Regions from separate parts of the Homo sapiens genome. Here region 1 is linked to region 2. Evidence: chromatin loops called from intact Hi-C (ENCODE). Cell type or tissue: breast epithelium. All regions are shown on one strand. Each heading gives the region's core, and the rest is flanking DNA. Links, peaks and the distances in the headings are about the cores only. Region 1 overlaps LOC124904387 (a long non-coding RNA gene). Region 2 has its middle 4.4 kb from the start of CD101.

Region 1 (2,917 bases), core at 279-2,778, 140 kb before region 2:
AAGTCTAGGATCAAGTGTCAGCAGATTTGGCTTCTCCTGAGGCCTCTCTGTCTTGTAGACAGCTGCCTTCTTGCTGTGTACTCACAGCATTTTCTCTGTGTGTGTGCACTCCTGATGTCGCTCCCTTTTCTTTTTCTTTTTTTCCACTGAGGCATTTTATTTGTAAGTATGTATCACATCCTTAGAAAAAGAATCCCAGGATTTTCCCTCCTGTATGTTTTTGTCTTACTTCTTTGTGGTCCATGATGCCAGCTTAGATTGTCAGTACAATGACACCAAACTGGCGAGATGGGAGCAGATTTGTCTGCCATTTTTCTAGATCTTTGAGTTGCACATCAAATCTGGGCCTGATCACTCCATACTTGTTTAACCTGCCTGTGAGGTTCACAGCAGTTTTCCCAGCTCTGTGATCATCAGCGATTTCAAATTTGCCAATGTAACCATGCTTCATCAACACAGTTAGAAACCAGATGATGACTTTGGAGCATAGCCTAATAAGAACCTGGCATTTGCCTCCTTTTCCAGTGTTGATGTTCTTGAGAGCATCAGCCAGGGCGTTCATGCATTCCATTATGGCAGCATGTAGAGATGGCGGAAGGAGGATGGGAAGGGAGGGCACATGGAGTTCCCCTTTTGAGGACACCCACCATACTGGATTTGGGCCCACCCAAATGACCTCATTTGACCCTAATTGCCTTTTTAAAGGCTGTATCTTCAAATAGAGTCATGTTCTGAGGTATCCTGGAGGTCAGGAATTTAACATATAAATCTGGGGTGGGGCGGGGGCACAGTTCCATCCATAACATGGGCATATATGAAGGAACTAATAAAAATTAGCTATTATTAAGTACGTGTGGTGGTCAGAGCGAATGAACATCAAGGAACCACAAAAGAAAAAACATGAACTTTGCTTTTTTCCCTCCATTTGACCAAGAATAGATGTTTAATGCTTGAACAGCTGCGGCACAACAGAAAGTCTTGTCCAAATAGCTACTGATAGCAAACCAGGCCAGAGGACACTTAAAAACTAGAGCACAATGGCTCAGCAGGTAGATGCTGTTAAGGGAACAGAATTGGCTAATGGCCTCCCCAAACCACAGGTTACTATTTTAAATGTTACAAAAGACCATAGATCATGAAAAGATAAAAAATAAACCAGTGTGGGTCCAATCTTCAAAGGAGGAGAATTGAGTGATAAAGGGGCAGTTTGTCTCCATGTGACTAAACTAAATTGCTGAGTGCTAGGGATGTTTTTAGGCTAGAGGTAGATTACAATCTTTTCTGTCCTGGGGCTCTCAGGATAGAAACCGGTGTGTGTGTGTGTGTGTGTGTGTGTGTGTGTGTTTTCTTTCCTTCACCCTTAACTTTTTGTAGTCCTTGAAGACTGAAAACACCTGTGTGCTGGCCAGTCAGGCAAAAGGGATACAGACACATTTACTTCTAGAGCTACGTAGTGTAAACATAAAAGAGGGCTTTTCTGGGGAAACACAATCAGATTTCAAGGAGCAGGGTAATCTCTGGGCCCTTATAGCACTTAGGCTGGGTATAGCTGTACTGGACTCATCAGGTTCAAGTGTTCCAGTAGAGAGTGACCCTTCCCCACAGTAATGGTCTATATTATATTTGCAGGAAAAGTAGGCAACCATGATGCTATGCAAGCCCTCAGTTGAAGAAATAGCCCTGTTGGAAATTGGAACCCCCAATGCTCAGGAGCTGTTATTAGGTTGTTCTTCCAAGGACTTCCAGGGCCTTTCAGATGTATATCTGCTCAGATAAAGAAAAGGAATAATCCCACCTCCCGAACAGCCATTGTAGGAGGGTCAGGCAATCCTCCCTACATACAAATGTCATTGAACTATTGATCAGCTGAAACTGCAACACAAAGGGTGACCACATGGGTGTGGCCACATGTGCATGTTGCCAGCTCCCTGCCAGGTATGGGAAGAAGAGGCCTGCAGGACTCTGCCCAGATTTGCATTATCGCTCAGGTGAACAATTGCCCCAGACTCTCAACTAGTCTTCCTGCCTTCATACTTCCAATTAGTGATCCAAGAACTACCCCCTACCCCCCACCCCACCCCCCACCCTTTTTTTTTCTTTGAGACGGAGTTTTGCTCTTGTTGCCCAGGCTGGAGTGCAATGGCGCGATCTCGGCTCACCGCAACCTCCGCCTCCCAGGTTCAAGCGATTCTCCTGCCTCAGCCTCCCAAGTAGCTGGGATTACAGGTGTCCACTGCCATGCCTGGCTAATTTTTTGTATATTTAGTAGAGGCGGGGGTTTCACCATGTTGGCCAGGCTGGTCTCAAACTCCTGACCTCAGGTGATCTGCCTGCTTCAGCCTCTCAAAGTGCTGGGATTACAGGCATGAGCCACCACCCCTGCCCGAGAACCACCCCTTTAAGGGATAATACAAAAATACAAGTAATTTGCTTCAGGAAGAGGAGAGCAAGCATTCATTACGCCTGCAGGTTCAAAACAGAAGAGTGATCAAGTTGAGAAATAAACAATTCTTTCCCAGGTCAATGTGTCATGGTGCGGTGGTTTGATCCAATAATTCTGGCAAAGTCCTATGCATGTTCTTGAGAGAAGGTGGGAAGATTGTCTTGATTGGAGCTGGGAAGACAGAGAGAAAATGGCCACTCACCTAGTGGGTTAAATAAGCCAAGAATCCTTTAGGACTGAAAATAGGTGATTCTCAGCTTTCTTTAATTAATGTGCAAAAGAACTTGGGTATGTACATAAGCTAAAAATTATTGACGATTTTTAATTTATGGAGAAAATAATTACTCCTAAATCCACCTCCCTAATAATGATCAAAATGTGTATGCTTTAGTCCTCATCCGTTTGCATACATATTTTGAAAAGCTGTGATCATAGCCTTTGTCTTGAATAAATGTATATTATTACATACCCAAA
Region 2 (2,917 bases), core at 212-2,711:
AGTAAAATCTTCAGGGGAAAGGTGGCATTTTAAAGTAAAATTTATTTTCCTAGTGAGAATTATAGTAGAATGGGGTACATTCTACAAATTCAGGTCTGGAGGCATCTAACTTTATCTATCTATCTATCCATCCATACATCCATCCATCCCTCCATTCACTCATCCATTCTTCTGGTTTTATTCATTAGCAATGATACCTATTAGCCCTCCAGTGATGGTCAAACTACAAATATTGAAGTCTTAAGTGAAAGGCCCTGTACTTCCCTTTTCAAGATACTATGCAAGGCTTGGGGGATAAAAGAGGTGTAAGAGGGCCCTGCCCTCCAGGAACTTGGGGTCTAGTTTAATAAACAGCTGAGATAAAAAAAAAAAAAAAAACAGCAGCCATATACGGCAAACATGGGTCTGGTATCCGATCTATAGCTCAGGCAAGAAATAACCTGAATTAATAGGCTGAAAAGGCAGGGAACAGTCGCAGTAAGTCATTCAGAAGAGCCTGGTTTTAAAATTGGTCCTTGGACATCTAGTATGATGCAAATGGGCAGGAAGGAGAAGGACATTTCAGTGTGGACAAATACAATGTACAGAGGCAGAGGCAGAGTCAGGGATGTGCAGATTGTATTTTGGGAACAATTAAAGGGCAGTCTGCCTAGGATGGAGATTTCGAACAAACTCTCCAGGCTACTAACTATAAAATCAGTGAGGCTCAAGTTACAGGAATTTATTCACCATTTTAGTTGCAGAAGTTGGGGGTCACCCCCAGGCACCAACACTTTAAGCAAATGTGGTGAATGGAGTAGTTACTGCTGTGTAACAATCAGAAAACTTTGGTGGCTTGCAACAGCAAACATTTATTTCTGTTGACAAGCCTATGGGTCAGCTGGGTGGCTCTGTTAATGGGGCTGTGTCCTGCTGACAGGAGCTGGATGGTCTAGGATGGCCTTGGCTGGGATGACTCAGTTCTCTTCCACATGTCTCTCACATCTCTCTGGCAGGCTGGACTGGCACATTTTCATGGTAATGTCAGGGGTCCAAAAGAACTAGTGGAAACACAACAGCATTTTTTAAAGCTTCTACTTACATCATGACCACTACCATCCCATGGGCCAAAGCAAGCCACATGAAAGTCCAAAGGCAAGAGATGGGTTAATATATACTCTGCCTCTTTATGGAGGGGAACTACAAAGTGATAGAGCAAAGGGAGAGATTAACACAAACAAACTGAGGCCATCAATGCAATCAATCTGCCATGTGCACTGAAAAGAGAATTATTTTAGAAATAAGCATTGACCACAGAGACAATCATTGCCAATAATAGAGAGTATCCTGTATCCACAGAATATATATAACCCAGTAAATGCTATGCAATTTCTCATTCCTGGCTGTTGCCAAAATATTTTTTCTCTTTCCATTTCAGTGGCTTCATTTCTGCCAGAATTTAACATTGACAGGGTGATGTTGCCTCTTTTCTGGGGGGAAAAAGAAGCTCTCTGTTGTCAAGAAAAAAAAAAAAAAAGGAAGAAGAAAAGAAAAAATAGAGCCAGCAAGACAGACAGTTATTCTTTTACCTTGGGAATTGTTGCATTGCAATTGTATCATTTGAAAGGAATGTAAAAATGTAGTTCCTGATTCAGATGGGGGGAGAGAGTACTGGACAAAGAAACCAGGAAGGTACTAAAGGAAAAATTCTGTTCTAGTTCCTGGAAGATTAATAAAAAGTTCTTTTTTTCAGGTTGATATGCGCCAATATTAGTTCCACAGAACCATAGAAATTGCAGGTATTATGTCCTCTGATCATAAGCACTCAGGCCCAAGAAATATTTAAATAGGGACCTTTTACATATCAGGCTCTGTGCAAGGCACTTTACATATACAGTCTTATAGAATACCTCATATCACTATGTGGTAGGTATTACTAATCCCATTCTACAAATGAGAAAACAGACTCAGAGTATATCAATATCATGGCTAGAAAATGGCGGGATTCTAAGGCTGCCTTCTCACTTTTGGTTCAGAGCTCTTTCTAACAAACCTTCTAGCTAGCTACTCATGATTTACAGGAGGCAGAATGTACGATAGTGAATGGCTGGAGGAGGGGGAAAAAACCCTAAGGGGTCAGCAGGAGGCTGATCATTATTTCACCCCTTATCCCACTTGAGCTCTTTGAACTCAGGTCAAATTGATTACCGTTCCACAGGGCCTGGACTTGCCCATGTGAGGGAGACCCTGAAGTTGAGCTTCACCTCTGCATGTGTATAACACCAAGCAGTCACACTACAAGAAGGGACCATAGTGATCTCAGTCAACTCCCTCATATAACAAAGGAAGAAACTGAGGCCTTGCATAGGCCCAGCTGGGACTTGGCCCCAGTGATGGAGGATGAAGTCCAGGTCCCAACTCCCCGGCCTCTTTGCTCTTCCTTCCCACTGGCCCAGCTTCACCAGGAGCTGATGAGTTAACCAATCCTGAAGAAGTTTTCAAGGTGGGTGACAACTCTTCCTACCTGTGAGGAAAGCATGAACTAGGTTTCTATGGAGGAGGCAAAGAAGCATGGGGTGCAAAATAGGGCGAGTTTAGCTTCCTGACAAAAGAGGAGAAAGAGAAACAGATGGGATCCTAGGCCATCTCCTGTTTTCTAAGTGAATACTTCCTTGGGAAGGGCTATTCCTTAAATTTCCTGCGGAGGGTCAGTTGACAACAAGCTATAAAGATTAAAAAAAGTTTAGGGGAGGGGATCAGAATAGGCCTTAAAGAGAGGCAGAAAGGAGGAGAGGAGACAGGAAGCTCCCTTTACCTAGACCCTAGATCCCTCTTATCCCCTTGGGGCCAGACACCCATCCATTGCTTACTCAGTCCATAAAGAAGCTCAAGTGTCTCCTATCCTACTAAATAGCCAATTTTTACTCTAGTTCCAAAT

The links. Hi-C counts contacts between places; a loop is a spot of excess contacts. Peaks named below come from ENCODE experiments on the same cell type or tissue, not always from the same donor. Only the 100,000 strongest peaks of a DNase experiment are listed, where the experiment ranks them.
Region 1: a loop joins it to region 2, with 15 times the contacts of the local background. A loop is called at or near these places in 3 of 110 quality-filtered maps.

The regions. Positions count from the first base shown.
Region 1 is chr1:117,135,874-117,138,790 of GRCh38, reverse strand. The region is part of intron 1 of LOC124904387 (a long non-coding RNA gene); the gene reads right to left. It also overlaps the pseudogene RPS15AP9. Among named protein-coding and RNA genes, the nearest start is that of TRIM45, 16 kb to the right of the region's middle. In breast epithelium, for the core only: no CTCF peak of the experiment used is centred there; no DNase peak of the experiment used is centred there.
Region 2 is chr1:116,995,908-116,998,824 of GRCh38, reverse strand. No RefSeq gene overlaps it. Among named protein-coding and RNA genes, the nearest start is that of CD101, 4.4 kb to the left of the region's middle. In breast epithelium, for the core only: no CTCF peak of the experiment used is centred there; no DNase peak of the experiment used is centred there; H3K27ac peaks cover 348 bases.